Regions from separate parts of the Homo sapiens genome. Here region 1 is linked to region 2. Evidence: chromatin contacts called from ENCODE Hi-C data. All regions are on one chromosome and are shown on one strand. The core of a region is the stretch at or near the end of the contact, and the rest is flanking DNA. Distances in the headings are between cores, read along the strand shown. Region 1 holds the start of RNF130 (ring finger protein 130). Region 2 holds the start of NSD1 (nuclear receptor binding SET domain protein 1).

What was found. A loop is a pair of places that touch in the nucleus more often than their neighbours do. Pooled maps may share reads with other maps.
Region 1: a map of ascending aorta shows a loop between it and region 2 (6-fold over the local background). The contact joins the promoter of RNF130 here to the promoter of NSD1 in region 2. A Hi-C loop is called at or near these places in 2 of 168 maps with a recorded cell type or tissue (ascending aorta and naive thymus-derived CD4-positive, alpha-beta T cell) and 8 of 50 pooled maps.

What each region holds. Positions count from the first base shown.
Region 1 is chr5:180,070,397-180,073,096 of GRCh38, reverse strand. It overlaps RNF130 (ring finger protein 130), which reads left to right and starts at 1,338. Exons shown (of 9, transcript NM_018434.6): 1 at 1,338-1,641. The coding sequence starts at 1,395. RefSeq lists a silencer at 988-1,067 and an enhancer at 957-1,664.
Region 2 is chr5:177,132,429-177,135,128 of GRCh38, reverse strand. It overlaps NSD1 (nuclear receptor binding SET domain protein 1), which reads right to left and starts at 1,356. Exons shown (of 23, transcript NM_022455.5): 1 at 1,177-1,356; 2 at 1-42. The coding sequence starts at 25. RefSeq lists enhancers at 154-707, 708-1,259, 1,260-1,813, 2,027-2,321, 1,814-2,365 and silencers at 721-1,020, 1,081-1,240, 1,321-1,990.

The DNA.
Region 1 (2,700 bases), core at 89-2,588, 2.9 Mb before region 2:
GGCTGGTCAGAAGACGCCAAACTTTCCCCCTCCGCCTCCCCACAAAGATCCTGTAAGTTCCTGAATTCGGCTGCACTGCCCCATTCTTCCTTTTAGCTGATACTTTATAGCGATGTGTATCTTTTAAACGCCATGGAGAGAGAAAATGAGAGTCGTGTGTGTGTGCGCGCGCGCGCGTTTCGGAAGGTGGAGGGGGGGTTCCCACTGCAACCCTCTGGTCCGGGGGCCCCTGGAGTAGTTCACCTAGTCACTAGAGCAGGGGCTCCCCAACCGCCCGGCCGCGGACCTGTACCGGCCCAGGGCCTTCGAGGAACCAGTAAGCGAGCAGGAGGTGAGTGAGCATCACCGCCTGAGCTCCGCCTCCTGTCAGATCAGGGCGGCATTAGACTCTCATAGCAACGTGAACCCGGCTGTGAACTGCGCATGCTTGGGACCTAGGTTGCCCACTTCTTACGAGAATCTAACGCCTGATGATCTGAGGTGGAGCAGCCTCATCCGGAAACCACTTCAACTCCCTCAGTCCCTGGAAAAACTCTCTTCCTGGAAACCCGTCCCCCAGTGCCAAAATGGTTAGGGACGGCTACCCTAGAGGTCTTTCCCAACCACTCGTGTCCCTGCAGGTCCGGGCCAGAGACATCCCCCATCCATGATGTCAACCGCATGACGTGAATGTTAAATCTCATGACATTTAATTTTAAACATTTCTTTTAAAGTTATGGCTTTTTTTCCTTTGTAGTCTGTTCTCACACATTTCCATACGTCCTCGCAAATCTCCCGGGCTCCACGCCCTGCGGCTATCACGCCTGACAGAGAAACAACCAGCACCAGCGGCTGACCCGGCTGCCCGGGCCCTCGTGCAGGCGGGCGGGAGCGGACAGGCCCTGGCACGCATGCGCTCGGGGCGGGACTGCGCCTTAGGCCTGCGCGTTGCCGCTAGACCAGCGGGGGGGCGGGGCGGCGGCGGACACGCGCCTCAGGCGGCAGCCGCGCGAGAGGGACTTTGTGTTCCGCTGACCCTCCTCGGGGCGCTTCCTCCCGTGCCGCCCTTCCCCTCCCCCGCCGCGTCCTTGCGAGGCGCCTCCCATTCGGTGGGACCGACCCGGGGGGATGGAGGGGGCACGCTTCTACAACCCTCCTGGGACCCCGAAGAGACGCCCGCGTGCGACCTGAGACGCCGCCCTCGCCGAGGGCCCATGGGCGCGTCCCCACAGGCGGGCAGTGGACGTGAGGGCGGCGAGCGGCGGGGCCGCGGCGTCCAGGAGGGCCGCGCTCGGGCTCGGCCCCGCGCAGGCCGCGCGCGCGCGCTCCCGCCGCCGCCCGGGCCGCGCCCGCCCCGCCTCTAGGCGCCGGCCCCGGAGCCCGGTCCGCGAGCAGCGGCGGCTGCCGGAGGGACGATGAGCTGCGCGGGGCGGGCGGGCCCTGCCCGGCTCGCCGCGCTCGCCCTGCTGACCTGCAGCCTGTGGCCGGCACGGGCAGACAACGCGAGCCAGGAGTACTACACGGCGCTCATCAACGTGACGGTGCAGGAGCCCGGCCGCGGCGCCCCGCTCACGTTTCGCATCGACCGCGGGCGCTACGGGCTTGACTCCCCCAAGGCCGAGGTCCGCGGCCAGGTGCTGGCGCCGCTGCCCCTCCACGGAGGTGAGTGCCGGCCCGGGGGCGGCGGGCGGTGGTCGCTGCATCCCGCGTAGGCGGCGGGACTAGGGTTCCCGGCCCCGGCTCTGGCCCTGGCTCTCCCGCGCTGCCCGGCCGACAGCCCCAGCCAGGGTCGAGGCTTCCGTCGTGGACAGCCCGGCCTGCTCCCGTGGGAACCAGGCTCCAGGAGCGTGACTGGGTTTTTCCCTTCTTTTAAAAAAGACTTGGAACGGTCATCTTTGCGTTCAGGCAGCTCGTTTGCTGGAGGGCATTGAGCTAGGAGTTTGCAGGGACAGCGTAGACAAAGGAGGTGGTGCAAGAGCGCAAAACTACTTCATGGGGAGGACGTCTCAGCCTGTATTTTGGAAGCGGCAGGTTCCTCAAATCACGGACTTAAGGCTGCGCTAGATCTGGAAGGATGCGGCCCTTTTCTAATATAAAAACGTGCCGTTTTTCTTAAGTGGTAAATTGGGGGGGGGGTGTAAATGGAAAATGGACATCTTCCCTGTTGCTTTTGGCTCTTGTTCTTGCCCTAGTAGTTTTACTGTAATTTGACGCCTGAAAATGTCACATTATGAGGATCTGACACTAATCGGAACTACTAGCCAAGGCTTTTCAGGTCACGGGTGCCGACCAAAAGGGAAATAGGTAAAATTTTCAAGAATTGTCTTTGAAACCATTCGGCTTAATGTCATGTTTTCCTATGAACAAGGACTTTGTTTAGTTGATTATTTGGTGTAAACATGTATTTGTTTAAATTATTAGTCATGGTTTGAAAGAAACCTTTTGCACATCGTGGAATATGATTTTTTGGGTTTTGGCCCACGCTGAACTTTTGGGAGATATCTGCCATTATCCCCACCCTCATTGTCACCCTGAGAATGCTGAGAGGGGATTTTTCTTTTCTAAACTGCTGTTCATGTTAGGATGACCTAAAGTAGGCAACCTAAATAAAGTCATGATTTGCTTGTACACTCTTAAGATACTAACATATTATGCCCCTCTGAGGTCTGTATTTGTATGCCAAAGTGCTAAGCTGTTTTCTTCTTTGAGACAGTCTGGCTG
Region 2 (2,700 bases), core at 107-2,606:
TGGGTAGTTCACAGGTCTGATCCATCCTGGGCCGGCATCAACCTGGAATCCAAAAGCACAGCAATTAATCTGAGTTAATAGGCCATCTGACTCGACTCTTTAAAATGGCAGCCACTTCAAGGCCTAGTGGCCTCTATGCCTTTCTGCTGCACTTCCATGGGCAGAAAAAGTTCCCCCGACTGGAGATGAAAAAATGGCCTCGATGAGCCTCTGAAAACTCCATTTTCCCGAAGCTGGGCCGATCCTGCTACATAGAAACAGCCCGTCTCTTTTTCCTCCTCTGTAGACTGGTGGACACTTGGGATGAACTAAAATTAAAACCCCTCTGCCCGTCAAAATTCCCAATTCTCAAACAGGACTAGTCCTCCCCCTCCCTCGCCAGGGGTCGAGCAGCTGGATCTCTCAAAAGCAAAAGGCTGCGGGGTCCGAGGGGGGCTCCTGGACCCTGCACAAAAAGGTACCCCCCCCTTCCTGGCTCGCTAGGGCGCAGCGGTCACAATAGCGCTGCACCCTGCGCCCAGCCAGCGCCGGAGCCTTTGCAGCGGCGGTGCGCAGGCCGCAGGCGAGCCGGCCGAGGCGGCTGCACCCCAGAGCTCGCCTTCCTGAATGCAGGCCTGCTGGATCCGCAGCTGCAGGGCGAAGAGGCCTGGACCCGGCAGAGGGAGAAACCGAGGCGGCCAGCGAAGCCCAGTCAGGGTAGCAGCAGCTGCTACAGCTCGAAAAACATGGCTGCTGCCGACGCCGCCGCCGCCTGCCCGGGCCGCGCTCCTTCCCGCAGCCGCGGCAGCACCTCCCAGCCGAGCCGATCGCTCTCATCAATATTCAGCAGCAAGCAAAGTTTGCTGCGGGAGGGCAGCCGGCCCCGCGCCCCGCAGCCTGCTACCTGAGGGGAGGCGGAGGCCGAGGTGTTCGCAGGCGGCCGGCGGGGCACGGGCCGCGCCGGGAGGAAGTTCGCGGCAGCCCGGCCAGCTAGGCCTGAGCCCGGCTGGTAGTGATGGAGGAGGGGGAGGGGGAGGAGGCCGGCGGCTGCAGCGCCGCCGGCCACCAACCCCGCATCGCGCCTGGCCCTCCCCCGAGCCCCTCACCTTACGGCCACCACCATCTTCCCCGCCCGGCCACCCTCCTCCCTCCCTTCTCCTCGCGCCTGCCCGCCGCCCACCCCAGCGCACTAGTTACCGTGCCCCGCGCCCCCTCCCGGGCCAGCTGGGGGGAGGGGGTGACCCTCATTACACTGGGGTGCGAGCGGAGCGGTGGGGAGAGAGCGGGGCCGCTCGCCGCACCCCCCTCCCCCCGCGTCTCTCTTCAGGGGAGAAGGCAGCGAGCGCGACCTGCCCCGGCCTATTCCGCCGCCGCCTCCTCCTCCTCACACCCCCACCGCGCGCGCCCCCGCGGCCGCGCGTGCGACCGAGCGCCTCGCGCCGGCCCGCGTGCGGCTGGGCCCCGAGTGCGCGCGCACCCCTTCCCCCACCGAGCGCGCGCGTTCCCTTCTCTCACTCTTCGGGGTTCAGGGCGGGTGAAGTCGGGCTTGTGAGAGCGCCGCCCAATCAGCGGAGCTGCCGCTGCCGCCCCCTCCCCTCCCCCTGCGCGCCCGCTCGCGGCCGGGGCCTACGGGCCGGCCCGGCTGCCCGGGCGGGGCCTGAGGCGGGCTCCCCAGGGGCCTCGCGCGCCTCCTTGGAGTGTCGGGGCCTGCGGGCGTCGTGGGTGGCATTCCGATCCCCTCACCTACCTCGGGGCACGGCGCTGGCCTCGGGCCGCACACGGCTCCCGCACCCTACGCGTCTCGAACCCCAACCCAGGCGGCACCTGGCGCGGCTGAGGCCTGTCCGATCGTCCCGCCAGCCCTGCTCGGGCCCGCGTCAGTCCCGGCCTCCATCTTAGGTTACAGCCCAGGCTCCCCATCCACTGGGCACCTGCCCTCAGCCCGCTGGGTTCGGCCCGAGGCCAAGGCAACCCCCCTCCTGCCGCAGGGCTCACCTGGGGGCTTGGGCTGGGGTCTTCGAGGCCTCAGGCCCCGAGCAGACGCGGCCGCAGGCGAACCCCCTACCCGGCCGCACCCCAAACCCACACCACCACCACCACCACCACCACAGACCAAGCTGAGCAGGAAACAAAATGGAGGCAGCAGCTCGGGTCTGCCTCCCTGAGCCAAGCCTGTGCAGCCCCAGGGCTCCCTCCTGTCTCAGGCTCGACGCCCGCGAGGCAGAGGCTGGATCGTCCCGGGTGCCGCGGGCAGCCGCCCTACAGCAGCGCAGACGGGCCGGGGACTCGGCCCTGCGGTGCCCACAGCCCCTCACCCACCACCCCTTCCCTTCCCCCTCCCCCCATCCCTCTCCCTCCCCTTGCCGGGCCGTGCGGGGTGAGCGGCTCTGGGGAGCCGGGTCGGGTTACCCGCCCCGGCACTGCTCGCCCGGCCGTGGCCTCCGCGGGGGAACGAAGCCAGGCGACCCCAGCGCTGAGCCCACCCCCGGCACCGAGCCGGGCTGCAGCCTGACAGCGCGTCCGCACCTCGGCCTGCAGCCGTGCGGCCCCCGCCCAGGGAGGCCGAGTCCCCAGCCCGGGCCCAGCCGGGACGAAGCTCCCTCACCACCCCCGAGCCCAGGGGTCCTCGCAGCCTCGGGCGGGGCGAGGGGAACGCCGGGGGAGGGGGTCCTCTAGTCCCTGCACCGCCTCCCGCGCCTAGTCAAGGTCTGGGCCTGGCAC